2 separate regions of the Homo sapiens genome follow, and region 1 is linked to region 2. A link is an interaction called in ENCODE POLR2A ChIA-PET data of the cell type or tissue named here. Cell type or tissue: Panc1. All regions are shown on one strand. Each heading gives the region's core, and the rest is flanking DNA. Links, peaks and the distances in the headings are about the cores only. Region 1 overlaps SAG (S-antigen visual arrestin). Region 2 has its middle 86 kb from the start of LINC01891.

The links. ChIA-PET counts read pairs that join two places held together with the same protein. Peaks named below come from ENCODE experiments on the same cell type or tissue, not always from the same donor. Only the 100,000 strongest peaks of a DNase experiment are listed, where the experiment ranks them.
Region 1: POLR2A ChIA-PET joins it to region 2 with 9 read pairs; 5 of 35 experiments call an interaction of 5 or more read pairs at or near these places.

What each region holds. Positions count from the first base shown.
Region 1 is chr2:233,340,203-233,354,048 of GRCh38, reverse strand. It overlaps SAG (S-antigen visual arrestin), which reads right to left. Exons shown (of 16, transcript NM_000541.5): 13 at 13,571-13,594; 14 at 11,723-11,778; 15 at 7,637-7,646; 16 at 6,994-7,242. The coding sequence ends at 7,137. Among named protein-coding and RNA genes, the nearest start is that of DGKD, 7.4 kb to the left of the region's middle. RefSeq lists enhancers at 46-105, 4,449-4,548. In Panc1, for the core only: no CTCF peak of the experiment used is centred there; no DNase peak of the experiment used is centred there; H3K27ac peaks cover 1,598 bases.
Region 2 is chr2:234,360,085-234,376,167 of GRCh38, reverse strand. No RefSeq gene overlaps it. Among named protein-coding and RNA genes, the nearest start is that of LINC01891, 86 kb to the left of the region's middle. RefSeq lists enhancers at 7,432-7,931, 7,932-8,433, 12,393-13,123, 12,221-13,420. In Panc1, for the core only: no CTCF peak of the experiment used is centred there; a DNase peak (open chromatin) is centred at 7,067; H3K27ac peaks cover 4,000 bases.

The DNA.
Region 1 (13,846 bases), core at 6,901-10,900, 1.0 Mb after region 2:
CTTCCTGGAGAAAACGGTTCTTAAGGAGAGATGGAAAATGTGAGCAGGAGTTGTGACTAGAGAGGGAACCATGTTCTAGGCAGAGACCAGATTTGTGCAAAGGCCTGGAGGCAAGAAAGAACGAGTGTTGGGCGAAGACGGGGGAAGAAAGGGAAGCTGGTGCTTAGAGCAAGGAAAATGGCATTAAGATATGAGCCTCGGGGCGGGCAGGTCGAAGCGGGCTTTGGAAACCAGATAAGGGGATGGAAGGCAGCAGGAAGCCCTTGAGGGATTTAACCCTGGGCGGGGCTGGGTCACCACGCTGGGGCCTGTGATCCGGGCTTTGAAGTTATCAGGGCAGGTGGACGCCCTGGATTACCGAGGGGCTGAGAGATAGAGACGTGGACTGAGATCCAGGTGGGGAGTGACCAGCGACTGGAGGGAGACAGAGGTGACCAGAACGAGTCCCATGTTTCCCAGGGGGGCTGCTGGATGGTGGGCGGGTGGGGTCCAGCGCTGCTCTGGGCAGAAGAGGAGGAAGCGAAGCTGGAGATGAGATCAGCTAAGTTTTTGGTGCCATCCAGGTGGAGCAGGGCTTGGTGCCACCCAGAGGAAATGCTGTCCATCTGTCTGCCCTGCTCTGAGGGGCAAATCAGTAAGGGACTGCCCAGGTGTGCCCTCTCCCTGTCAAAGGGCTGCCGCTAGAGACCTCGCCTGCCAATAGGCATTCGCTGGCCGCGCCGCCCTGGGCAGTGACCTGGGGCTGCAGAGTGGCATCTGGCATGGGGACACGGCCAGGGGCATGGGCTCACGGCCAGGACAGAGGAGGACAAGGCCTAAGGCAGGAACAGTCCGGGACAGGCCGAAGGCCCCATGGTGCCCCAGGGTACTATAGCCACTAGCCACATGTGGCTACTTAAATTTCAATTAGTTAGAATTCAGCATTCCGTTCCTCAGCCACAGGAGCCACATTTCAGGGACTCAGTAGCCGCATGTGGCTTAGCAGCTGCCACGCTGGATAGCACAAATATAAAACACTTCCCCCGTCCCCCCAGAAAGTTCTGCAGCACAGTCGCATGCTGAACTGTGTCCTCCCGTAATTCATATGTTGAAGTCCTAACCCCCAGTACCTCAGCATGTGACTGCATTTGGAGTTAAGGTTTTTAAAAAGGTAATGAAGTTAAAATGAGGTCACAGGGGTGATCCCTAATCCGGTATGACTGGCGTCCTCATAAAAAGAGGAGATGAGGACACAGACACACACAGAGGGCAGCCCATGTGAAGACACAGGGAGAAGATGGCATCTACAAGCCAAGGAGAAAGGCCTCCGATGGAACTCCCCCTGCCGACACCGTGATCTCGCACTTCCAGCCACCAGAACCGAGAGCGTCAATTCCTGTGGTGGAAGCCGCCCGGCCTATGGTGCAGTGCTCTGGCAGCCCTAGGGAACTCATGCAGGCACAAAGGGCTCCAGCCTCCCCACAGGGTTGGGACTTTTCTATCAATTAACTACATGTGGAGTGATACACAGAGGCAAAACCCTGGAGGAGTGTGCAAGGCGGAGGAGGGGCGGGGACGCACAGGGGAAGAAACAGTTCATTCCTTCATTCCGCGGGGGAGCCGGGTGACCTGAGCAGGGTTTGGGATTGGAATGGAGAGGTCAGATATGAAGGGAGTTTCCCAGGAAAACGCAAAAACGGGGAGACTACCCCTACCAGGTGAGCAGAGCGGGTGACGAGGGATTTTGGTGAAGCCGGTAGCAAGGCGGGTGCGGGAGGCAGGGAGGTGAGCAGCGGCGCCAGGATGCAGAGTAGCCTCCCGGCCCTGCTCTGAGGCAAGGACTTCAGTCCCGTGGGCACTGGAGCTGGCAAGGGGGTTTGGGAAAGCAGAGGAACTCATGTGTCTGGGCAGAGAATGATCCATAGGAGAGAAGACTAGAAATAGGGAGGCCATTAAAATGCTGTTGCCGGCCGGGCGCGGTGGCTCACGCCTGTAATCCCAGCACTTTGGGAGGCTGAGGCAGGCGGATCACGAGGTCAGGAGATCGAGACCATCCTGGCTAACACGGTGAAACCACGTCTCTACTAAAAATACAAAAAATTAGCCTGGCGTGGTGGCGGGCGCTTGTAGTTCCAGCTACTCGGGAGGCTGAGGCAGGAGAATCACTTGAACCCCGGAGACAGAGGTTGCAGTGAGCCGAGATTGTGTCACTGCACTCCAGCCTGGGCAACAGAGCGAGACTCCGTCTCAAAAATAATAATAATAATAATAATAATAATAAATGCTGTTGCCTACACCTGTTAGGAGCTCAGGGGACATCCAGGCCCCAGAACTCATCATTTTAGAGTCAAGGAGGCAAGGGCATGAACGTGACGGTTAAGAAGCAGAAACCGTGGCTGGAGAGGAGGAAATCTGCAATTACCAGAAAGTACTGAGATTGTCACAGACAAGAGGAGCCAAGGAGACATGATGACTAAACGTCACGTGGGTTCCTAGATGGGATCCCAGAACAGAAAAAGGACATTAGGTAAAAGCTGAGGACATCAGAATTAAGTATGGGGCTTTAGTTTAATAATAATGCATCAATATTGATTCCCGGGTAGGAGGAGGGTGAGGATTGAAGAACTACCTATCGGGGATTATTGTGCTGATTACTTGGGTGACAAAAGTATCTATCTGTACACCAAACCGCCATGACATGCAATTTACCCATGTAAAAAACCTGCACATGTACCCCCTGGACCTAAAATAAAAGTTGGAAAGAAATAAGTATATTTTACTGGAAACAACATTTGAGTCACTCAGTGTGGCAAATGTACCCTACTCATGTAAGGGTTAATAATAGGGGGTTTTGGGTGTGGGGGACCTCAGTATAACATCTTTGCAACTTTTCTGTAGATCTAAAACTACTCAAAATAAAAAGTGTATTTTAAAAAAAGAGGATTAGGCTTGGTAAGAATTATATTCTTAAAGCAAAGAAAACTGGCATAAATGTTCTTTGATGATGAAGCAGCTTTTTTGTTCTCCTGGTGAGCGCACAGCGCTGTTCCCCTGGAGATCTCAGGAAGGGCTGAGACATCAACTCCCCCAAAGCGGTGGCCTGGAAGAGCACATTCCCTCCGGTGCCTCTTTATTGAATGAGTCACACTATGAATCATCTCTAACGACAGCCTGCTCCCTGAGTCTACCCCACCTTGAGGGCATATCAAGATGGCAGTAATAACACACTTCACGTCCAACCTAATTCTTCTTTGTGACACGTCAGTGAAGAGGCGCAACTCCTGTCAGAAAGAACCACTTCACATTGGAGAATATAAAAGGGAAACTTGAAAACATGGGAATCATCCAATTTTTACCCTGAACTAGGGTCATGATTGTCATTTGGAGCAGCACATTTCTCCACTGCATGTGACATAGAGCTTCTGGTCCCCAAGCATGTGAAAACCAAAAACCACCATACACATTTCCAAATGTCCCCAACTCCCACCCCGCACCTGCCCTACTCCTCAAAGATCAGTAAATGCGACTCAGTCCTGTGAAATGAAACTGGAAGGAAGAAAGGTTTTTTAAATGTTAAAGGAGTAGGAAAACAGACACCCTAAAAAGGAATTAACCACACATGTGACAAAATTGCAGAGAACTGAATACACACACTAGTACAAATCCAGTTGTGGAGATCTCAGTCAGATGAGCAGACTGGACCCACGTCGATACCCCGCTGGGATATTGTACTGTAGCTTTACATGATGTTGCCACTGGAGGAAGTTGGGTAAAGCGTTCCTGGGGTCTCTCCGTATTACCCCTTACAACTGCATGTGAATGTGCAAGTCTCTCAATGAAAATTTCTTTTTTTTTTTCTTTTTGAGATGGAGTCTCGCTCTGTTGCCCAGGCTGGAATGCAATGGCACAGTCTGGGCTCACTACAACCTCCACCTCTTGGGTTCCAGCGATTCTCCTGCCTCAGCCTCCTGAGTAGCTGCGATTACAGGCACCTGTCACTATGCCCAGCTAATTTTTTGTATTTTTAGTAGAAACGGGGTTTCTCCATGTTGGCCAGGCTGGTCTTGAACTCCTGACCTCATGATCCGCCCGCCTCGGCCTCCCAAAGTCCTGGGATTACAGGCATGAGCCACCTCGCCCAGCCTGAAAATTTCAATGGAAAAAAAAAATAGCAAGGGCCAAGGGCAGTTGTTGTTGAATCCTAAATGCTAATCTCCCTCCCCCCACTCCACCAAACTCTCCTACTTCCATTCAGCACCATACAGTGGGCAAAGGTCTAGTTATAGACTCAGGGACACCAGCATTCAAGCCTTGACTCTCACTAGCTGTGTGACCTATGTGTAAGGTACATAACCTTTCTGAACCGCAATTTCCTCATCTAAGAAATATGAATGATGCTACTGATTTATAAGTACTACTGAAATGGTTACATGTCAGATGTGAAGTACTTGGCACAAGGTAGGCACTCCATCAATAGCAGGGATCCATCCCCCTTCTCCAGCCCTTCATTGCTGGTTGCAGAACTTTCTCCATGCAGCACCTTCAACTGCTCTGTACCCCGTTTCTTGCACTGCATCTGTCCCAAAAACTCTGGGCCACACATTCAACCTGCACGTAGACTTCCTGCCTCCTGATACCAAGGGACACTACATGCCAGTAGACAGCCCCACACATGTGCAGGCTGAGCTGAGCCAAGCTTCCACTTTCTGCTCAGGGCAGCTGGCTGCTCGCTTCCTCCCCCAACTCCCTCCCCAGCGTGGCCAGCTGCAGGCCATAAACAAGCCAGCACCTGGAGGGCGTATCGAGACATTTTGGCACCAAAATAACTAGGAGGGTAAGGGCTGTGCTGACCTCTGCTCTCCAGGGATTGGTCTTCCAGCCCTTCCCTCCAGCTCTCTCACCCACGTAGTTCCAAAGGTCGGGCTTATTAACGTCCACCCTGACTTAGGATGTCCTGGGGTCAAGCAATGCAGGAACCAACGGGCTGGTCCTCTCACCAGGCACCACAGGGCAGAATCCCAGGCCCTGGGCTAGCCCAAGAGCTCTAGCAGGAGCTAAACACAGCAGCCTGTGTGCTGTGGCAGAGGACAGGGGAAGGGCTCAGTGCAATGGGGAACAGCTTTGGGAATCCTCAGAGGAGTGTGCCACCCTGGCCATCCCTTGTCTGCGTGCCCTGAGGGGAGCATGGGTTGAAATGGTCGTGCACCATTACCTTAGCATAGAGAGAAAAAGAACGAGGGACTGTGTCTGATCCTGCTAACTCGCAGCCTGAAGGACCAATCTTCCACCTGTAGTCTAGTGTATTATAAATCCTCCTCCCAATGCCAGGATGCGTGAGCCAGCACACGGGTCCACACCTCGCTTTGTCTGGGATCCCATCCAAGCTTCCCAAGTGGAGCCTCCTCATCTAAATCCCAATCTCCAGGACCCGAACAGCTGGAATCCTTCTGAACAACCCCAGATGCTGGGAACCTTCATGTGTATGGAACCCATACCCTGGCCAGCCCTCTGTCGCCATGTTCCATCCCAGAAGCCTGATCCACGTGTACTCCCCATCTAGAACCCCTCCCACTCACCCTCTGCCTTCTGTGAGTGGGTTGAACTGTGGAGGAATCTCCAACCCCCCTTTACCCTGCTCCCTTAAAGCATGGACCAGAGATGGACCAGAGCCTATGCATCTCCATCCTCTCCTTGGCCGCCATGAGCCTGTTCAGTATCTGTGCCATCAGCAGCAGGCCCGGTGGGTACCTCAGGGCAGGAAGGGACCCCACAAAGGAAAGGCCCTGGTATCACCTCTATTATCCCTCCTCCACCTGCAGTTCACCTTCCTCCCTGACACTCAGAGTGCTCTCCCCTATGCCTCTCACGCCCAGTCTCAGTGAAGCACGCTCTAAGTAAGCCCATGTGACTCACAATCAACCCCCTTTTCTGGGACTCTCCATCTCCAGGGCTGGGCTCTGCCATCGCTGACCACGGGGTGTTGATCCTCCCAGCCAAAGCTGAGCCAGTTGGATTCTCCTTCCCAATAACTGCCCACTGGGACCAAGAGACGCAGAGCTGGGAACGTATGGTGCTGAGCTGCATGAAGAGCCGCCCTGGAGAGTGGGTCCCTGACCCCTGAAGCTTCTCTGATTCCTGCTTACCCCAGGTGTGGCAGCTCAGGTTTGTCCTTCAGTTCTCTGATCACACCGGGGTCCTCCCACTACATTCCTTCTCCCCACCTTAATTTAACCAAATCTGATTTTGCTTCTTGCATTGAATAGAACTTTACCAACAACCCAAAGCTCAAACAGACACCTGGACCCAAAAGTTGAATCATTAACCAAGAGTATTTTTGTCCACAGATGTTCTCTGCCCTATTTAACTTAGGAGGCTCTTTAGGGGCCTGGAAGTTGGGACTGGTCAGGTAATTAGAAACATACACTGGTGGCCAGGCGCAGTGGCTCACGCCTGTAATCCCAGCACTTTGGGAGGCTAAGGTGGGTGGATCACCTGAGGTCAGCAGTTTGAGACCAGCCTGGCTAACATGGTGAAACCCTGTCTCTAATAAAAATACAAAAAATTAGGCGGGCATGGTGGCACACGCCTGTAATCCCAGCTACTCAGGAGGCCGAGGCAGGAGAATGGCGTGAACCCGGGAGGCGGAGCTTGCAGTGAGCTGAGATCACGCCACAGCACTCCAGCCTGGGCAACAAGAGCGAAACGAAGGAAGGAAGGGAGGGAGGGAGGAATAAAGGAAGGAAGGAAGGAAGGACAGACGGACAGACGGGAAGGCACTGTTTCCAGAGAAACAGCTCAGACTGGGACTCCTAGGAAAGCCCCTGGACACACCGAGGGCCCCACCTGGTGAGCACATTGATTTCCAGACGCCTTCTCTCCCTCATGGGAGTGGTGAGCCCTTCCGTGGGAGGCTGGCCTCCCTCTCCCCAACCCTCCCACTCCAGGGACCCTAATGGTGGCAGCTTGTGTCATGTCATCAACTCAGCCTCCCCAACAAATCAACCAACTCATGACCCAGGGGAGAACAAACAAGCTTTATTTCTCGGAAGAAGACTCATCCTTTCATACGCAGCATAACTCCAAAGGACTAAACTGTGGGGCTTTGCTCGTTGCACTGGTAACTACAGGTCATTTTCCGGCATCCTGAGCCGACATCTTCACTCATCAACGTCATTCTTGTCTCTCTTCCCCTCCTCAGCTTCTCCTGCATCTTTCAGATTATGGCGAGCAAACTCCTCAAAAACTAAATTTGCATCCTGATAACTAAAATAAAACAAACAACATTTTGATCATTGCACGCCCTTTGAAGCTGAAACTGAAACAAGATCCTTGATCTTTTTGCAACGAAGGAACTGATCAAGGTTTTCCCCATGATAGAACATGGGGGCACGCCATTTTCCTCAAGGCTTCGTTTAAAATTCCTTTAACTAGCACCAATGGGAGAAAACAAAGGCACGCGCAGAGTGAGCAAGCACACCCAGTGTAATGGTGCGTGCGTGCCGTAAGCACTAGGGAGCAGACGGGAAGTAGCGGATGTGCCTCCTGAGCCGGCAGGAGAGCTTGGGATATGTGCAAAGACTCAAAGAGGGTTTTGTGCTGGAGGAGAAGGTCCCAGAGCATAGGACAAATCAGGGCCACATTCAAGAGGCTCACTCACCTTTCCTTAGCTGTAAGCATGGAATAAAAGGGAGGCAGGGAAGAGGGAGAGAGAGACATTTGTTAGTCTAAATTCTATATCATAGCTGTACCTAGAAAATGTCTACCTTTTAGGTGACTTTACAATTTGAGAGATAAGGCCTAGATACATGCAGTTCATGATCACTGCGTGTAATTCCTGCCTCCCTGCCTTTCCCACTGGAACAGCTTTTCTCCTTGCATTTTATTTATTTTATATTTTATTTTATTATTTTATTTTATTTGAGACTGTCTCTCTCTGTCACCCAGGCTGGAATGCAGTGCCACAATCTCTGCTCACTGCAACCTTTGCCTCCTGGTTTCAAGAGTTTCTCGTGTCTCAGGCTCCCAAGTAGCTGGGATTACAGGCATGCGCCATTATGCCTGGCTAATTTTTGTATCTGTAGTAGAGAAGGGGTTTCAACTATGTTGGCCAGGCTGGTCTCAAACTCCTGACCTCAAGTGATCTGCCAGCCTCAGCCTCCCAAGTGCTGGGATTACAGGCGTGAGCCACTGCGCCCGGCCTCTCCTTGCATTTTAAATCACTGCTTCCTTTACAATGTGCCACAGCCTTCACCTCCTCACATGAAACCCCCCCAGTCTCAACTCTAGGATGCTTTCCCTGATCAGCCTTGCCCCCTCTGATGTCGCTTCTCCTTTCTTATTTATTTATTTGAGATGGCATCTTGCTCTGTTGCCCAGGCTGGAGTGAAGTGGCACAATCTCGGCTCACTGCAACCTCCGTCTCCCAGGTTCAAGTGATTCTCCTGGCTTAACCTCCCAAGTAGCTGGGATTACAGGCACCCACCACCATGCCTGGCTAATTTTTGTATTTTTAGTAGAGACGGGGTGTCACCGTGTTGGCCAGGCTGGTCTCGAACTCCTGACCTCAAGTGTTCCGCCCGCCTTGGCCTCCCTGCCCAGCCAGTTGCTTCGCCTTTCAAAGTATTTCTCCTTCCATGTCCTCGGGACCCCATTGAGGTCAGGGTCGCCAGGGTGCCGTGAGCATGTGCACCCTGGCACCTCCATCTGTCAGGCTTCAGAGGCCTGAGACCTGGGACTTGACGTTCACCAGCACCCCAGGGTTAGAGTGTGCATTAAAGCTTGAGGACCAACCCCCAGCCGCAAAGTTTTCAATTTCTGTTAACATATTGATTTTGTTGTTGTTGAGTTATGTTTTCACATGTGTTGTATCCCCAGACTAACTGCTATTAATTTGAATGGTTTTTGTACTTTTTTAGCTTTCTGCCCACCTAGTTTTGGGGAGCACAGCGGCGATTTGATGGTGAGCCCCTACTCTCGCCTCTGGTGCCCACCTGGAAGCCAGCACTGGGAGGGAGTGTCTATGAGGGTCGCTACGTACAGGGGCCCTAGAGAGGCTAGCTTGTCAAAACATCCCCTGAGCAAGAAATACCCTGCGGCCCACAGTGCTCAGCGAAGAAATTACACTAAGCGGGACCATCAGCCTTGCAGAGGTAGACAACAAGGAAGAATCAAATCAGCATCTTCGGATTCAGTAAAGATGCCCTTGACAGGGGACAATAAAAACTTGGTAGCATGTCACAGCACTTATTACACACAAATTACTTGGTCCCCAGGCTCCAGCAGGGCTTAACTACATATAGCTTATGCTTTCTCTGCTTAGAATCCTACCAGCCTAGACTCAGGGAGCCGAGAACTAGGCAGAGAAGACAGGAGAGATGACATTTATCTCTAGAAATCTCATCTATCTCATATCTATCTCATATCTCTAGAAATCAGAATTTTGTAACCATGGGGTGATTTGTCTTAACCTTTGCTCCCAGAAATCTCACAGTACAAAAGATCATTGTTTCATCCTGACATTGTGATATGTTCACTGTTAAGGCCATAATGACTGGAACGTGAAAGTTGTATATGGAAAAGAATTTAAAAAAATTAAGTCAGGCCGGGCACGGTGGCTCACGCCTGTAATCCCAGCACTTTGGAGGGCTGAGGCGGGCAGATCACCTGAGGCCAGGAGTTTGAGACCAGCCTGGCCAACATGGTGAAAACCCATCTCTACTAAAAATACAAAAATTAGCCAGGCGTGCTGGCGCGTGCCAGTAATCCCAGCTACTTGGGAGGTTGAGACAGGAGAATCACTTGAACTCGGGAGGCGGAGGTTGCAGTGAACCGAGATCATGCCACTGCACTCCAGCCTGGGTGACAGAATAAGACTATGTCTCAAAAAAAAAAAATTAAGGCATAAAGTCTACTCAAAGTTCCAGAAAACAACCCAACATAAACTATGACATCTCCTCAAGTGACTATCTTTTTAATGTCCTTGAAAGGAACCAGAAAGCATCTTAATCCCACACCATGAAAAAGTAACATTTTAATGACACAAGCATAAATGAACTGAAAACATATAGCTGGACTACATTTTTCTCCAAGGGACAGTTTTGGAAAAGTTCATTGAGGATCTGAATCCAAAGTATTTGGAAGAGCTATTTTGAAACAAAGTACTGTTGAGACAAAACCTAAAATGAATAGTGGGGGCTCATTCTAATGTTTAAACGGCATTTCACTACCAATATAGAAAAGCTATTTGTAAAGTATGAGAAAAATAAACCCTGCTTGTTTATACCACTTTTACTTAAAATATCCCTTATTCCTATACCTACGGAGAGTTCTCATTTAGACAGATCTGTTTTTCTTTCCCGTCAACTAAGCTGCCTCGATGCAGAGAATGTTTCTTCAGAATTTCTGAGATTTCACCTATATTATTTTTGCTGCTTCATTTACCTTTTTAGAAAGAGAATGATTGAGATCAAATTCATATATCATACAATTTACCTTTTCACAGTCGACAGTCTAGTGGTTTTTATATGTTTTCAGAGTCATACAACTATTGCATCATTTCGCATCCATACAAGAGCCAGTAGATTTATAATTCAAATGAGCTGAGGTGTCAGGAACCCAGCCTGACCCTCTTTTCTAGTATTTTCTGTATTCTTACCATAACTGCCACTGTCAAAAATAGTTATCTTCAGGCCGGGCGCCGTGACTCACGCCTGTAATCCCAGCACTTTGGGACGCTGAGGCGGGTGGATCACCTGAGGTCAGGAGTTCAAAACTAGCCTGGCCGACATGGCGAAACCCCGTCTCTACTACAAATACAAAAATTAGCCAGGTGGGGTGGCAGGCGCCTGTAATCCCAGCTATTCAGGAGGCTGAGGCACGAGAATCACTTGAACCCGGGAGGCAGAGGTTGCAGTGAGCCGAGGTTGTGCCACTGCACTCCAGCTGGGTGACAGAGACTCCATCTCAGAAAAAAAAAAAAAAAAAAAAAACCCCAAAAAAAAACAGTTATCTTCAGCCAGGTGCAGTGGCTCATGCCTGTAACCCCAGCACTTTGGGAGGATGAGGCAGAAAGATCACTTGAGCTCAGGAGTTCAAGACTAGCCTGAGCAACATGGCAAGACCTCATCTCTACTAAAAATCAAAAACATTAGCTAAGGGTGGTGGTATGCCTGTAGTTCCAGCTACTTCAGAAGCTGAGGTAGGAGGGTGGGTTGAGCCCAGGAGGTTGAGGCTGTAGTAAGCTTGATCACACCACTGCACTCCAGACTGGGTGACAGAGTGAGACTCCGTCTCAAAAAAAAAAAAAAATTATCTTCTTTTAAATGTCTGTTAATGCTTTCAAATGAAACATGAGGCCTTTTGTTTCCAAATGAAATGCAAAATCCTCGTGCTCTAAAATTAAGTTTTTACCTAAATCATCTTTAATTCTAAATCCAGGTCTGTTGACAGCAGAGCTTCTGCTCTTAAATCATTCATGATAAAACCTCACGAGATTGTCCCTGTCCAAGAGCAAGGATGCTACATCTTGCAGACTCCAGCTGAAGGTGGATAATCTACCCGGCTCAGCGCTGAACAGATGGGCCCTCCCTTCCCCCCAGACTATTCACCTTGTAGATCACATGGAATCTCTTACACCTGGCCACTCCCATGCTCTGAGATGCGGTCAAGAAAGACTAGAAATACATCAACAATAAATCTGCAAGTAGCAAATAATTAAAGAAAGCTAAAAAAGGACATAACTGACCTGGGTCCTCAGGCTGAGGGTGCATGAGGCGGAATGGGACCTCAGTGGCGACTTCACTAGAAAAAAAGAATGAAGATTGGTGTGAACACCCATACACACAATTGTAAGTAACACAGCAAAGACCTATGGCTGCGGAGAGTCACAAAAGATCCCCAGGCCCAAGCTGAAAGACAATGCAGTGGGAACTTTTTTTTTTTTTTTTTGAGATGGAGTCTCGCTCTGTCGCCCAGGCTGGAGTGCAGTGGCGCAATCTCGGCTCACTGCAACCTCCACCTCCTGGGTTCATGCAATTCTCCTATCTCAGCCTCCCGAGTAGCTGGGACTACAAATGCATGCCACCATGGCCTGGCTAATTTTTGTATTTTTAAAAAGTAGAGATGGGGTTTCACCATGTTGCCCAGGCTGGTCTTGAACTCCTGATCTCAAGTGATCCACCTGCCTCAGCCTCTCAAAGTGCTAGGATTATAGGCATGAGCCACCCTGCCCAGCTTCATCATTTTAAAGTGCACAATTCGGTGGCATTAAATACATTTACGCTGTTATGCAACCATCACCACTATCTAGTTCTAGAACATCTTTATTACCCAAAAAGAAAATCTCATCCCCCTTAACCAGTCACTCTCATTTTCCCTCCCTATAGTCCCTGGCATAACCACTAATCTGTTCTCTATCTCTATAGATTTGCCTGTTCTGGATATTGTGTGTAAATGGATTCATACAATATGTGGCCTTTTGTTATTGGTTTCTTTCACTTAGCGTAGTGTTATTAGTATAAGGTTTATCCATGTTGTAGCATGTACTAGTACTCCATTCCTTTTTATGGCTCAGTAATATTCCATTGCATGGATATACCACATTTTGTTTATCCCATTCATCTGTTGGTGGACATTTGGGTTGTTTCTACCTTTTGGTATTGCAAATAGTGACAGCTGCCTTTTAAATTATGCACGAAGCAGCAGCAAGTTAAGAAACATTTGAGACAGGCATTGAGGTTATGTACTGCATCATCTCAGCTCTTAGTCGGGCATAGTGGCGTGCACCTGTAATCCCAGCTACTCAGGATGCTGAGGCAGGAGAATTGCTTGAACCAAGGAGGCAGAGGTTGCACTGAGCCAAGATCATGCCACTGCACTCGAGCCTGGGCAACAGAGCAAGACTCTGTCTCAAAATAAAATAAAATAAAATAAAACAAAACGGTTAAAATGGTAAAATTTGCCAGGTGTGGTGGCTCATATCTATAATCCCAGCACTTTGGGAGGCCAAGGCAGGATCATCACTGGAGGTCAGGAGTTCGAGACCAGCCTGGCCAACATGGGGAAACCCCGTCTCTACTAAAAATACAAAAATTAGCCAGGTGTTGTGGCACACGCTTGTAATCTCAGCTACTCAGGAGGCTGAGGCGGGAGGATTGCCTGAACCCAGGAAGTGGAGGTCACGGTGAGCCGAGATCACGTCACTGCACTCCAGGCTGGGCCACAGAGTGAGACTACATCTCAAAAAATAAAATAAATAATATAATGGTAAAATTTATGTTATGTGTATTTTACCGCACACAAACACACACACACACACACAAGCTGGCTGCATGGAGTGTGCCAGTTTTCTGGGTGTGTATGTGTGTGTCCTTACCCAGGCATAGGTCTAGCTGTGGTCCCAAAGAAATCTGGTCCCAAAGAAACGCCTATGAGCCACGGTTCTGTGATGCATCCGAAGGCAAAGCATCATTCCTAACACCTCTGAGCACAACTGTCCAGAAAGCAGCTTTCATCAGAAACCGTTTTGGAGCCCCAAGTTTGCTGCCTTTGATATCTTGAGAAACAATCAAACAAGGAAGGTGAACAGGCTTACCTGGAGGTGAGCTCTCCCAGAAAGCTAGAAAACACAAACAAACGCCTGTCGTTAACTGTCACAGTGGTAACACGACCCTTTCCCATGATTCAGAGGCAGGACACAGCCCAGCTCTCATGGCCCTTGCACCCGAACTCACAACATCCAGGGTCTTCCCATCCCTTAATGTTCAACTTCATTACCTGTGACTTCATCTCTTTCTCAAGATGATTAGTTTAAAAAGGCCGGGCATGGGGGATCATGCCTGTAATCCCAGCACTTTGGGAGGCCGAGGTG
Region 2 (16,083 bases), core at 5,016-9,015:
AGAGGTGAGACCTTTAGGAGGTGATTAGGTCAGGAGGGTTCCGCCTTCAGAAATGGAATTCATGACCTTATAAAAAGGCTTGGGTGCATCTGTTTGGCCCTTCTGCCATGAGAGGACACGTAGAAGGCCCCATCTATGATGCAGAGACCTCCCACCAGACACCCGATCTGCTGGTGCAGTGATCTTGGACTTCTCAGCCTCCAGAAGTATAAGAAATAAATTCCTGCTGTTTATAAATTATCCATTCTCGGGTATGTTGTTGTAACAGCACTAATGGACTAGGACAGAAGGGTGGACCCAGGTTCCTCTTGCTGCCTTCTGCTCAGGCCGAGTCCCCCCCAGCACGGCTGGGCTGCTGCACCTGGGTCTCACCTATCACCAAAGAGAAGCTGGGCAGGGCCTCAGGGAACTTCCAGAAACGTGAGGAGAGCATTCCTTCCTTGTTCACCTCTCCTGGGGACTTCATGATGATGTATATTCTGCTGAAACTGATCACAGATCTGGTATGATTCTATTCATTTTGTTTCACCATGAATCATAGTACTTGAAACACAGAAAGTAACATAGGGTCATCCTGTTCAATCCTTCTCTTTTTGTACCCCCTGCTCCACTCTCCCCACACTAAGGAAGAGAATAAAAAATAAAATGATGGACCCATCTATGTATGGCAGAATTTTAGTTCCTCTTCTATTCTTGCCAGCCTCTCTTCATATTCCTGAGTTCACAGGCACAAGTAACTGAACCAGCACTTGGCAAATTGTGGAGACAATTAGCCATTTGTTACTTGTTTTAATGAGCCAAGTGGATAATTGTTTCTGGCTAGAGCCACTGGGGATACAATCAGTCCTCTGCGTTCCTAATTTCTGGGTTAAATCTATGCTAGCGGAGTGGTCCTATCTGAAAAAAGACTGGAATGTTGCTCTTAGGATTGATAAAATGTTCTATCCTACTGCAAAAATCATCTCGTTACACCAGACCTGAGATTTACAGTTCACTCCTCACTCCCTTTAGGCGATGACAAAGGTGTTTCTTATAAGTTCCTGCAGGATGGTTGAGAGAGAGCAGAGGACAAGGGAACCATTCTCTTCTGCATTTCCAGGGGAGAGGACAAAGCCACAGGCATCTGCATGTGCCTGCAGCCATCTGCATGGCCATCTCTGCCCTTCTCTTGGGAGATCACAGTTTTGCTTATGTACAACCACTCTGAGCTCTCACTAAACTCATCTTTTCTATCTCAGCATTGAGGCACTGCGGGCGGCTCTCATGGGAAGTCCCTGATGAGCTCTATCAGAAAGGCAGCCTGCCTCTCCAGCCTCACCCATCAGGCCTGCTCTGAAAGCAGCTCCTCTCTTGCCAAGGCGAAGGCTTGGATTTACACCAGCTGTTGTGCACTCCGATTAAGACTGTCGTTGAATCAAACCCTTGAAAGCAGCCCTGATGCCCATGGTGTAGATTGAGTTTTCGTTCATGGGTCTCTCTGTGTGGAGTCTGTAGCTAACACAGATTTAGATATGGCAGTGAGCTCAACTGGAAAGAAGTCCTAATCGCAAGCACATTGGTACTTCTGGATAAGTTTTGGCAAAAGTTATACATTTTTTTGAAGGGTTTGAGGAAGAATAAAGATACACGAAGGCCTTTGTTAAGTAGCTGGATTATTCAATTATGCACAAAAATGGAGAAAAGACTTGGTACGAGTAATTTCAAATGACTGAACTATAATAAAAGTTGGCATTGGAGGATGGAGGACCCATTCTTGAGCGTGTGCGTGTGTGTATGTGTGTGCACGTGTGCAGCAAGGCGGGGGTTGCAGGGGTACGGAAACCTGCCTCATTTGCTGGTGCAACTAACCCTGCTCTTGTGACGTCATCTTTCCCCGCCCCTCCTCTGTAACCTGAAAGTTGTAGGAAAAGAATTGTTCACCACATTGTTTGTGTATGATTAGTTATTCAGCTGTACAAACTTTTTTCTAGTGTATTCACCTCCTAGAAATAGTGGAATTAAGAGAAAAAGACAACTAACTTATTGGAGACTCCTACTACCTACCGGGTGCATCACCTCCATGCCTCATTTAAGTCTCAAGGAGACCCTGGATGTAGGTGTTAATATTCTGTTTTTAAAGATGTGAAATCTGAGGATCAGAGAGGTTAAGTTATTTGCGTAAGATCACACAGCTAGTAGTAGTAGATACAAGAATTGAATAGAGGCAGTTAGTTGCCAAATGCACAGCTCCGTCTACTCTAAAACTGTAACCTAGATGTCAGGGGGACGTTGTCAGTCTTCCACCATTCCTGCAAGTTCCCAGGGGGCTCCTCCTCGTGGTCTCTTCTGTCCTAAATGCTTCTGAGTCTGTGTGAGCTGCCTCTGTTCCATCCCTTAGACACAATGATAAAAAAGCCCAGGCACCTCACCAGTTACATAAGGTATCTACTCACACCAAGCGTTTTGTGGGGCTAGGAACTTGACTAACAGAAGGTTTAGGGGTGAGATCACGAGCTGCAGTGACTTCCTCCTCTCTCCCCCTCCCATTCTGTTCCTTCCCCAGCTCACCCAGTGGGCTCCTGCTTTCGGAACTTTTGTAGAAAGTAAAGCAACCACACTCCATGACCTCTCTCCACGCACGCTAGAGCTGGGAGCACGCCATGGATGAAACACACGGTGAGATGCAGCTCAGGCTTCTCTCCGGGGGCTTCCAAGCAGCCCCACAGAGTTGTTCCAAAATGGAGTCACTCATACTTAAATTCCATGTCACCAAACTGAAACGACGTTGTTTATCTGACATTTGAGAAATCAGAAGGGAGATCCAGTTGTAAGCTATGTGGTAAGAAAGTCCCTCTGCTTCAATCCTTGTGAGGAAGGCAGCCTGAGGTGACCTGATGCCACCCCACCTCTGGTTTGTCTTATGCTATTTCCTTGTTCCTGCTCAAGCTGCCTTACAAAAACCAACTCTTCTGCCCACGGGGCAAAGCACCTTTTCTGTTTCATAGCTGGGTACATCATGACTCATGAATCAAAAACAAAATGGCAACAAGTTTAAAGATCGAATTGGCAAAGGCCAACTTTTTTTTTTTTAATTTGTTTTTGACAGAGTAAAAATCACCTTGTCCTTGAAGAAAAGCATCAAATGAGCCATTTTGTCTAAACTGCCAAATCCGATCTCAACTACACCACTATGGCAATAAGGCACTGATCAAATTTTCCTTTCTGGACATGGCCAGTTCTAACCAGAGGGGAAGGTTCATCATTTAGGGGAGAAAAATGATACAGTATTTGGGACACAATTATACTAAAAAAAAATTATTTGTTGTTTACTTGAAATTTAAATTTAACTGGATGCCCTATATTTTATCTGGCAACCCTAAGAAGGAGGCATAAGAAAGGGATTATGGCCGAGTGTGGTGGCTCATGCCTGTAATTCTAGCATTTTGGGAGGCTGAGGCAAGAGGACTGCTTGAGGCCAGGAGTTTGAGGCTACAGTGAGTCATGATTGCACCACTGCACTCCAACCTGGGTGACAGAGTGAGATCCTGTCTCAAAAAAATAAAAAAGGAAGCTTAATTTCATGGAGCTAATTTTCATGCAGGATATGCTTAGAGATTCAGAACTTGATCGTGTTTCCAATGCACAACTGTTTTGGGAGAGAAATAGTTTCTTAAATCCTTTGAGTTCATTTTCCATGAATTAACCAAGTATTGAAAACTTGGGTGAAGAGTGTTGTGTTAATTGGAAACATTGCTATCACAATCTCCAAGTATGGTTTTTAAGTAAGCCTGGGAAATTGCAGTTTGAAAATGCCATTAGCATCAATCAAAATGAAACACGAGCGTGACACCCAGGAAATGCCCTGGGAGGGCAGAGGGGAGAGAAAGAGGGAAAAAAAAAAAAAAAAAGGCAAACTTTTCTGCCTAGAAGCTCTCTGCAGCTTCGGGCATGCCACAGAGGAGGCTTTCTTGCCTCTCCACCTGCAGGAGCCTCACCTGAGAAGACAGAGAGCAGCTGCATCAGCTCCCGATATGAAAAAGTGAAAACAAACAAGCCCTGGGAAAATAGACATCATATAAATGTTTAATGTGGCTGCATTAACTACATAAAGGCATGCTCATGCTTTGTAGACAAAATAGTTAAAGTCTAATGCATGGCAGTGATCAGCAAATTATTAAATTGTGCAAGTGCTGATGCTCCCGTTTCCAATTTCCTAATGTTCCTGATGCCATTACAGGTAAATGGTGCCGGCCCCATGTGCACAGAGGGATCTTCACTTGCTTTCTTTTTTTTTTTTTTTGGTTTCCAAAGCTAATGGTTTTTCCCATTAGCCTTATAAAAGTAATGCATGTTCATGTTTTAAAAACTTCACAAAAGCTAGCTTGAAAAATATAATCCATAATCCCCCCTGCTCCCCAGTACTCACTTCTAATTCCAGATGTATTTCTTTTCTGTCTTTTTTTCTTTTTTAGGCACAGTTTTGCTCTGTCGCCCAGGCTAGAGTGCAGTGGCATGATCTTGGCTCACTGCAATCTCTGCCGCCAGGGTTCAAGCAATTCTCCTGCCTCAGCCTCCCAAGTAGCTGGAATTATAGGCACCCACCACCACGCCTGGCTAATTTTTGTATTTTTAGTAGAGACAGGGTTTCACCTTGTTGGCCAGGCTGATCTTGAACTCCTGACCTCAGGTGATTCACCCACCTCGGCCTCCCAAGGTGCTAGGATTATAGGCGTGAGACACACTGCACCTGGCCCTTTTCTGTCTTTTTAAAAAATGTCATTTTGTATAGAGCATACACTACTGTGTTCTGAGGTTTTTTTTTTTTTTTTTTTTACATTACCAAGAATTCCTTTTTAACATAATTTTAAATAGCAGCAGCATACTGGAAATAAATTAAAGGTATGATTAGCAGAAAAATGTATAACAAATGATCCTAAATATTAGCTAGAAGTGAGCCACAAATGCACCAGCTCTCTGCTAGCTGAAGCCAAGACATCCACACCACTAGTTTACAGGATTCATAATGTTTGTAAAATAAAACACAATATGCACTTCAGGGCCATGTTTTTCAGATATTGACACCCAAGGGGGAATTTTCTCCATGAACCCTTCTTGGGAGGATCCATTTATTCTACAAATAAGCCTGCATATGAGAGATAAGAAGGACACTGATGGGATTCAAGGCACACTACCTCAAAGTACAGCATGTTAGCACATTGAGTATTTTAAGCCAAAGAACTATAGGCCTGGTGAGATGGCTCACGCCTATAATCCCAGCACTTTGGGAGGCAGAGGTGGGAGGGTCCCTTGAGGCCAGGAATTTGAGACCAGACTGGGCAACATAGCAAAACCTCGTCTCAACCAAAAGTTAAAAAAAAAAATGACCCGGGTATAGTGGCATGCACCTGTGGTCCCAGCTGCTTGGGAGGCTGAGGCAGGAGGATCACTTGAGCCCAGGAGTTCGAGGCTGCAGTGAGCCATGATTGCACCACTGCACTCCAGCCTGGGCAACAGAGTGAAACCCTGTCTCTTAAAAAAAAAATATATTGAGGTGTGGCAAGTGCAAGAAGAGCGCTCTGACCTTCCCCTGCACTCTGACCTTCCCCTGCACTCTGACCTTCCCCTGAAGCAGGCCACAAGACCCTCATGTGAGAGGTGCCCCTCTTCTGAAGACACAGGGGCACGGAGAGGAATTGAACACACAGGACTTGCTAAATTTCCCTCAGTTTACTCATCCCCTTTAACCTACCACATCCTTCCATGGCTTTCTCATCTTTTATCAAACAGCATAAAAACACACAGGTTTAACTGTTTCTTCTGGTCTTCATGTCATTTGAGGGCTCTGTGTCATGTAAAACTTATTAAATAAATTTGTTGGCTTTTTTTTTGAGACAGAGTCTCACTGTGACACCTAGCCTGGAATGCAGTGGCACGATCTTGGCTCACTGCAAACTCCACCTCCTGGGTTCAAGCTTTCCAAGTAGCTGAGACTACAGGCACAAGTCACCATGCCCAGCTCATTTTTGTATTTTTAGTAGATACGGGGTTTCACCATGTTGGCCAGGCTGGTCTCAAACTCCTGACCTCAGGTGATCCGCCTGCCTTGGCCTCCCAAAGTGCAGGGATTACAGGCATGAGCCACCACGCCCGGCTGACTTTGCTCTTATTAATCTGCATTTGGTTACAGGGGACCCAGCCAATGAACCTAAGGTGGGTAGAAGGGGAAGATGTGTTTTCTTCTTACAACACGTTCATCCAACTTTCATTCTCATAGCACACCCATTGTCAGCTGCAGGTAGCAGGTCATAAGCTCTTAAAGGGGTGGCCTTTTCTACAGATTCCAGAAGATACAAGAAAATCAGCATCATTTTTCTTAGGTTTTTTGTAAATACGTAGTATCATTCTCTACCCCTACTATTGTGATTCTAGCTTTAATGCCTAAAAAAACCCAAAAAATCAAATAATCACAAGCTCATATTATGTACAAATTTGAAAATATAAATGTGTTCATAATAGTATTGTTTATCATGGCAGAAATATAAAGTAAAAATCACCTAAGTGTTCAGCAGTAAGAGAGTTGGCTAAGTAAATTATGGAACATGCGTACAATCCTTTTGGTATGTGAAAAATTATTCAGCCACAAAAAGCAACTATGATGAAGAAAATCTATTGATGTTAATTTTAAAAAAAGAAAAAGCTGGATACCAAAGTTTACGTAACAGCGATTCTTAGATTTTACATGAAAAGGGATTGGAGCAAAATTAAAAAATAATGATAGCCAAGATGACGAGGGAGTGGGCGCCTTTCTTCCTCTGTTTTCTTAAATTTGGGGTTGTCTAAGTTGCTTTCCTTGTTGCAAGTAATCCTATTTGTTGTTGTTGGTTGGTTGGTTTATTCTCTCTGGTTACTTGTTGGTTGTCAAGTCAATGAATGAAACTTCCAGTTCCCTTAAAAGCACTGCAGCCTTCTCATGCATCCACTTCAAGCAGGCTACAAACCTGACTCAGATGTGAGGAGCTGATTGTGCCAGTTGCAAAGCACTGTTTGTTCCTGAGCAAATGATTTAGGACAGTTATTATTACTCAGAAAGTTTATTTGCACAGACCTCACTGTTGCAGCTCATAAAAACGGGCTCTTGATAATACTACATGGAAAAAGAACAAGCACAAACAGGGCAGAATTGGAAATGAGCTCTGGCCCCTGCTGGCCCAGCAAGGAGGAGGGAGGGTGGGGCCTCCCAGCCACAGGTCCCTTCATGCAGTGACTCAGAGGTGCCCTAACTAACAAAGATCTTTCCTGCCTCTTCTACTGGCTGAAAAGCATGTTGGCACCTTGCAGTGGGGCAACAGAGAATTAGAAGAAGCTGGGAAGGGTGAGGATCTTAGAAGGAGACACTAATTTGAACATAGGTCCTGGAAAGTAGAAAGTTAACCATCTAATTTAATGGATCCAAAAATGGTGCTAAGCTTGAACTGGATTTGAGGTTGTGTTTTTGTACCAGCATGTCATTCTGGTCTTGGAGGTACATCCAGAGGTGATGTTTTTGGGCTGGAAGGCTGATGCTACTAAGTGGTCCTTTGCAAGGTGGAATAGAAATCCAGCTAGAGGTAAGAAACACAGGCCCAGTTCTGGAATCAGAGGTCCAGTCAGACAGGCCAGGATCTGGGTAGGGTGTTGAAAGGCAGTGCCAGGGGTGAGAAACACAGGCCCAGCTCTGAAATCAGAGGTCCAATCAGATGGGCCAGGATCTGGGTGGGGTGTTGAGAGGAAGTGCCAGAGGTAAGAACCACAGTCCCAGCTCTGGAATCAGAGATCCAATCAGACGGGCCAGGATCTGGGTAGGGTGTTGAGAGGAAGTGCGGTGTAATAGGCAGAGGGAAAGCATTGGTGCCTCAATTTCCAGCCCCTCAAGGCTGGTCACAGAATGCATTATTGTTCTCAGCTACTGGCCCCCTCCCCCTGTAAGGTGCCTGTGCAGTACACCATGAGCACAGCCACAGTACCTTTTGTGGGTGGAGTCAATGAACCATCCTGCTGAGAATAGGCTTGGGGCTTGGGAAAGTGACTTGCTTTGGCCACTGAAATGTGAACAGAAGTCATACAGGGAGCCAGTTCCCAGCTGAACTATTAAGGGCTATTGTCAGATTTTGGGGTTTGTTTTGGTTTTGCTTTCTTGCTTTCTCCTTTGACATGAGGACATCACTCCCCGCAAATCAGCTGCCCCAGTGGAATCTGCTTGTGGGAAATACACGGAGCAGAGCCACAGCCAACTTTCTGCCAACCTGTAATGCATGCAAGAAATAAACTTCTGTGGTTATAAGGCAGTGATTTAGGGGGCTGTCCTGTTTCCAGAGACTTACCTTGAAAATGCTGTCCCTGGCCAGGTGCAGTGGCTCATGCCTGTAATCCCAGCCCTTTGGGAGGCTGAGGGGGGAAGATGGCTTGAGTCCAAGAGTTTGAGACCAGCCTGGGCAATATGACAAAACACCATATCTACAAAAAGTACAATAATTAGCCATGCACGGTGGTGTGTGCCTGCAGTCCCAGCTACTCAGAAGGCTGAGGTGGGAGGATCACTTAAGCCTGGGAGGTTTAGGCTGCATTAAGCCATGATCATGCCACTGCACTCCAGCCTGGGCAACAGAGTGAGACCCTGTCTCAAAAATAAAAAATAAAAAAAAAATGCTGTCCCCTCTGATGAAGCACTTCACGGGGCTATTTCATGTGGCTCTTTTGAGAAATGAACAGGGAATGCATTCAGCCCCCCCAAAAAAAATGAATGAGAACTTAAGGGCTGCTCCGTCTCTTGGGTACCACATTTCTGGTGATTAAATGGGAGGGTCAGTGGTGAGAGTTTCAACAACTTCTGTTTTGTTTTTCTCTAAATTGTCATTTCTTTTCCTCCTTGAAAAATATTGATCTAGAAATGAAACTGTTAACACACATGCATTTTTTGATGTTTTGGAGAAACCCAATGTTCCGGAGGGAAAAGGCACTCATTGTGGTTGAAATTACCCTCTTTTTGCTAGCCTGAGCATGACCTCTCTCAAATGAGAAATTGCACAATGCTTCCAGGCCTTCCAAGCTCAGATTTACTTTTCACAAATAGCTGAGCTAGAAAAACCTGCTTCCATCTAGTACAGCTGCTTCTGCAAGGGGACCCTGCAGCTCTGTTTGCTTATGTAGGGAAAATGTTGCCCCACAAAGCTCACACATTTCTCCCCCCACAGTTTTAGGTGTAATTGTCTCCTCTCTCTCTCTAGCTCCTTATATTATGTTAGTTTAAGCCTTCGTTACCTCTTGCCTGGAATCCTGAAATTGTTTTAGGGCTGATCTCTCCCCAGCCCTGTTTCTTCTACACACTCCTGCAAGGTTTGTGTTCCTAAAGCCCAGCCCTACTAATCTTCCTTGGGCAGAAATCTCTATGCACCCTATCATTATTAACATGGCCTCTTTCTCTGGGTCTCAGCTGTTCTCTTCTATACTTCCTGCCTGTTCAGAAACTCTACCGTGTATTTGGAGTCAGGCATTTTCCTGCGTTACAGTCTTTACTAAATCTTTCCTAATCTGTAATCAAAAGTAATTTCTCTCACCTCTGAAAGTAACCTTAGCACTTAAACTTCATTCTAGTAAACTCTAAAATAATTCATAATCATGGTGGAAATGTTGGAAATTAAATTATGGAGAAAGCAGTAAGACAGAAACATAACGACACCTGAGGAGATAATCAATGTCAACATTTAGTTACTTTCCCCCCTCTGTGATAAAGACTAAAAGGCATTGGCAGGAGAGAGAAGTAAAAGTTATCAGGGAGTTGGTGGTGCACATTGGGATAGTGGCACATTAAAAGGCAATAGGAAAATCAAACATTTAAAGTGATTGAAATTGAAAGATGTCCATATTATTTGGTCCAAAATTTCTGCTCCTCAGAATTTATCCTATGGAATTAATAGCCTAAATATCTAAAGGTATTGGTTTGAGAAAGCTCATTACTTTTAATAGCAAAAAAAAAAAAATTGGAAACAACCCACAGTTAGATCGGTTGGGAATTAATTAGCTCAATTATGAAATATCCATTCAGTGAAATACTATGTCATCATTAAAAGAAGGTAAATTGCAGATGAGAATATGTAGCATGATCTAATTTGTTGTGCTGTTTTTTCCAAATGTGCATATTATTTTTATTTATCTGAAGTCAGTTCTAAAGTTCCTTGCTTAGATTATTTTGACAAAATATTTCATATGCATAGAAATGGTTTTAGCATGACATATATTGATTATTAAAGGTGGTTAACTCAGAGGAATAAAATTAGGAGACATTCTTTTTCTGATGCATACATTTCTATATTTTATAATAATAAGTAAAATATGGTTGACTCTTTGTATCTGTAGCTTCTGCATCTGTGGATTTAACCAACAGCAGGTCAAATATTTAAAAAGTAACAATAAATAGTTGCATCCATTCTGAAAATGTACAGAATTTATCTTGTCATTATTTCCTAAACAATACAGCAAACCACTATTTACAAAGCATTACCATTGTATTAGGTGTTATAAGTAATCTAGAGATGATTTAGAGTGTACAGGAGAATGTGTGCAAGTTATTTGCAAATACGACATCATTTAATATCAGGGACTTGAGTATCTGTGGATTTTGGTATCTGGACGGGGAGGAGGAGGGTCCTGAAACAAATCCCCCATGGATACAGGGGCAAATGTACCATAGTCCCGTGCTAAGACAACAATAACAAAAATTTATGACGAATTGTTTTGGTGGATAATTTATATGTTCTCTAAAGGACTTATTTAACAACATAAAGGCCTCTTAGAAAACAAAACTGTATATTTAAAGATGCACATAGAAATGGGGTTAATGTAATAAATTAAAAGCAATGAAATACAAAGTAACACTGTATAAATGCTTGTCTTGTTCAGTTTTAGTAATGTTACAGGAAAGGGGGATCCCGATCCAGACCACAAGGGAGGGTTCTTGGATCTCACGCAAGAAAGAATTTGAGGTGAATCCATACATTGAAAGAAAGTTTATTAGGAAAGTAAAGGAATAAAATAATGACTACTCCACAGGCAGAGTAGCAGCATGAGGGGCTGGTTGGCCATTTTTATGGTTATTTGTTGATTATATGCTAAATAAGGAGTGGATTATTTATGAGTTTTCCGGGAAAGAGGTGGGCAATTCCCGGAACTGAGGATTCCTCCCCTTTTTAGACCTTATAGGGTAACTTCCTGAAGTTGCCATGACGTTTCTAAACTGTCATGGCGCCCGTGGGAGTGTCTCTTAGCATGCTAATGCATTACAATTCGTGTATAATGAGCAATGAGGACGACCAGAGGTCATCTCGGTTTTGGCAGGTTTTGGCCAGCTTCTTTAATGCAACCTGTTTTATCAGCAGGGTATTTAGGACCTGCATCTTGTGCTGACCTCCTATCTCACCCTGTGACTTAGAATGCCTAATCTCCTGTAATGCAGCCCAGCTGGTCTCAGCCTTATTTTACCCAGCCCCTACTCAAGATGGAGTTGCTGATTCCAACGCCTCTGACTGTAATGCTTTAAGTTTTGTTGTTGTTGTTGTTTTGTTGTTTGTTTTTGAGACAGAGTCTCATTTTGTCACCCAGGCTGGAGTGCCGTGGCCCAATCTCAGCTCACTGCAAACTCCGCCTCCCAGGTTCAAGTGATTCTCCTGCCTCAGCCTTGCGAGTAGCTGGGATTACAGGCGCCTGCCATCACACTCGGCTAATTTTTGTATTATTTTAGTAGAGACGGGGGTTTCACCATGTTGGCCAGGTTGGTCTCGAACTCATGACCTCAGGTGATCCACCCACCTTGGCCTCCCAAAGTGCTGGGATTACAGGCATGAGCCCCCATGCTTGGCCACTTTAAGTTTTTACTTCCCTTTACAAGAGGGACTCTGATTGCCTCCAGGTCCAAGGAGGCAGCAGCCTCCAGTGGGAAAAAAATCAATGGCTCTCAGCATGCTTTCCTCCCTGGGGCCTGTTCCCTGATGGCCGTAGAGGTGCCCGTCATCTGCAAACTTAGTGTGCTATTCTACTACTCTTTGGACACAGTCCTTGGAGACACAGGTTCTATTTGCCTGAAGCAGTCAGGGTCTCTTCTAGTCTAGATGTTTATCACAGTTCGACAAGAATTTGCATCAAAATATAACAAAGGTAAATAAACAGGGATTGCTCCTGGGTTCACCCCAAGTGACCAAGTGAGAGGAACGTGGACCTTCTCAAAAGCCAGGTCTTATCGCGAATGTCAGAGCACTCTCAGTGTGGTCGTGATCTGCAGTTGCTCAAGCATCAACTTTTCAATAATAGAGACTTCAAAGAACAGAACAGTTGTCAGCCCGTGGAATCCAGCCTTCCTCATCCAAGATGCCCTGCTAATACCTCTTCTGCTTTGCCCTGGGTTGCTGGTTCCTGCTCAGCCAGGATGGACTTCTCAGCTGTATCTTCTCGGGGCTTGGGACTTGAGGAATTATGGGGAGCTGTATCTTTCTTCCGAAAGGAAAAATCACCCTCAGGTGTTTTTTGTTGTTGTTGTTGTTTTAAGCAGAGTTTAAAAATAGTTCTTTGTGTTGCAGAAAACCTCTGTCACTTATGTTGTTTGTCCACAAAACAATTTCACACCGAGGATCTCATAGTTTAAGCCTGTCCAAGTTTCCTGAAGTGCTTCCTGATAAGTCATTTTTCACATGCAACTCTGTGAGAGCTCAAATTCATTCTTTTCAATGGTGATCTTTTCTGAGTTGCTGCCCCACCTCTGGGGTTGAACATTCACTGCAGAGAGCTTTTCAGACGCTGGATTGTGGAGCTCATTAGTGCTGCTTCTAATGTTTGCTAAAAACCTCAGCAAAAGGGAAGACGGGCAGTAAATATTTCTAAAGCTTTTCTGGCTACAAAATTAATGGCAATTTCTCAAGGGACCTGCTGAGATTCCCTTTCAAGTGTCTTAGTGACTCAGCATTCACAAATGTTAAGCAGGGCTCAGACCCAGCCCTTTGAAGTCTCCCATCCCACAGGTTGGAATGGCAGTGTGATTTAGGATGGTCAGCAGGGGGGAGAGCAGTAAATGGACCTTGTCACCAAACAAATAAACGAAACCAGCCGGGCCAGATCAGGGCAGCTTGGTGCCTTTTACACCTGGTGGATCCAAAGGAAGGGAGTCCCAGGGCAGAATGGATGGATGCAGAATGGCCGTGATGTGCTGGGATGAGAAGACAATTCTTTACAGAAGGATCAAAGCCATCATTTTTGTTTAAAGCTTCTCTCAAGGAAAACAATTTTTTTTTTTTTGAGTTTAGGAAGAGAGTAGGAAAAGAAACTCTGGCTACGTCAATATTCAGTCCTTTCTTTCTTTTTTCTTTTTTTGAGAAAGAGTCTTGCTCTGTCGCCCAGGCTGGAGTGCAATGGTGTGATTTCAGCTCACTGCAACCTCCGCCTCCAGGGTTCAAGCGATTCTCCTGCCTCAGCCTCCCAAGTAGCTGGGATTACAGGCACCTGCCACCACACCCGGCTAATTTTTGTATTTTTAGTAGAGAGGGGGTTTCACTATGCTGGCCAGGCTGGTCTCGAACAACTGACCTAAGGTGATCCACCCACTTTGGCCTCCCAAAGTGCTGGGATTACAGGCGTGAGCCACCGTGCCCAGCCTATATTCAGTTATTTCTACTTGCATTTCCTCACATAAGCACAGACAATGGGTCTGGTGATGAAAAGAGTCCAACTTTGTAGAATATTTGAAGAGATTCATTCTGAGTCAAATATGAGCGACAATGGCCCATGACACAGCCCTCAGGAGACCCTGAGGATATGTGCCCCAGGTGTTCGGGGAGCAGCTTGGTTTTATACATTTTAGAGAGACGTGACCTGTCAATCAAATACATTTAAGATATATTAATACATTGGTTTGGTCCAGAAAGCCAGGACAACTCCAAGGGGTTGGGGGAGAGAGAGCTTCCAGGTCATAGGTAGATTATTTATTTATTTATTTATTTATATATTTTTATTTTTATTTTTATTTTTTGAGACCAAGTCTTGCTCTTGTCCCCCAGGCTGGAGTGTTATGGTGTAATCTCGGCTCACTGCAACCTCCGCCTCCCAGATTCAAGCGATTCTCCTGCCTCAGCCTCCTGATTAGCTGGGACTACAGGCACATACCACTACGCCCGGCTAATTTTTTTGTATTTTTTTAGTAGAGACGGGGTTTCACCATGTTGGGCAGGCTGGTCTCGAACCCCTGACCAGCCTGGGATTACAGGCGTGAGCCACCACACCGTAGATGTTTCTTATCAGAATTCAAGTCTGTGTTGATGTTAATGCCAGAGAAGTATAGTGAGGCATGCCTGATCCCCACTTCTGTCAGGGCCCAGACCAGTCTTTCAGGTTAAATGTAGAGCACGCTGGCCTAGAGGAGGAAGTCCATTCAGATGGTTGGGGGCCCTCACATTTTCTTTTTGGTTTACAGGTCCTTAGTCAAAAGCTCTTTGTGACCTCCCCTTTGATGTTCTCACCACACGCAGACTACATGCATCTGCATGGGATGCTGAGCTTTCTCAAGCTCTGCCCATTGGAGTCATGACAAATTGCTCAAAGCTACCATCTTCCCAGAGGCTTTCTAGAATCTTGATGAAAACTGACCTATTTCTGATACTAGAGTCATTTCCCGGACCTCGGATATGTAAACTGTGAAGTCAGTAGCCAAGAGAGAGGCTGAAATATTGATTCAGAGAGAACAAGTCATTGACATGTTGGCTTTAGTGCCTTGTATGGGCTACCTCTATTGTAGCATGTCCCAGCGGGACACCTGGGAGATGCTACACACACCCACATGGACACACCTACTCCTACACTCACACGCAGACACACATACACAAGCCCACTTCCCCCACACATACCCCACACCTCATGTACACATGCAGAAACACAAGCACTCACACCTCCCATACTCCCCCACCACCCATCTCTCACACATGAGGTTTCTCTGCTCAAAGAAGTTTGGAAAATCCTGCAAACAAAATATAATTTCATTTTGCAGTTGACAGTTTATGGTAACAACTCTTAGTAGTCCCACCATAAAGAAAGCTGTGTAGGTTTGCATCAGCATGATCCAAGGGCAATGTGAGGCATAGCCCCTTTTCCTACAGCCTCTGTGGTTTTAGGAAAATCCATTTAGAAACTGGTATAACAGATAGTGAAATACAACTCCCTTCCTTCTTGGACTTGCCTTTTGTTTTCTGACTTAAAAAAATTGTATCATCTTTCCCTGAACAGACCAATAGTGAGATCTGCAATTGAATCAGTAATAAATTGCCTACCAACCAAAAAAAGCCCAAGACCAGATGGATTCACAGCTGAATTCTACCAGAGGTACAAAGAAGAGCTGGCACCATGCCTGCTTAAACTATTCCAAAGAATTGAGGAGGGGGGACTCCTCTCCAACTCATTCCATGAGGCCAGCATCATCCTGATACCAAAACCTGGCAGAGATACAACAAAAAAAGAAAACTTCAGGCCAATATCCTTGATGAACATTGATGAAAAAATCCTCAACAAAATACTTGCAAACTGAACCAAGCAGCACATCAAAAAGCTAATCCACTGTGATCAAGTAGGCTTTATCCCTGGGATGCAAGCCTGGTTCAACATACACAAATCCATAAATGTGACTCATCACACAAACAGAACTGAAGACAAAAACCACATGATCATCTCAATAGATGCAGAAAAGACTTTTTATAAAATTCACCATCTCTTCTTGTTAAGAACTCTCAATAAACTAAGTTTTGAAGGAACATACCTCAAAATAATGAGCCATTTATGAAAAACCCACAGCCAACATTGTACTGAATGGGCAAAAGCTGGAAGCATTCTCCTTGAAAACCAGCACAAGACAAGGATGCCTGCTCTTACTACTCCTACTCAGCATAGTATTGGAAGTCTTGTTCAGAGCAATCAGGCAAGAAAAAGAAATAAAGGACATCCAAATAGGAAGAGAGGAACCCCCTGTTTGCAGATGACATAATTCTATACAGAAAACCCCATAGTGTGGGTCCAAAACTCCTTCAGCTGATAAACAACTTC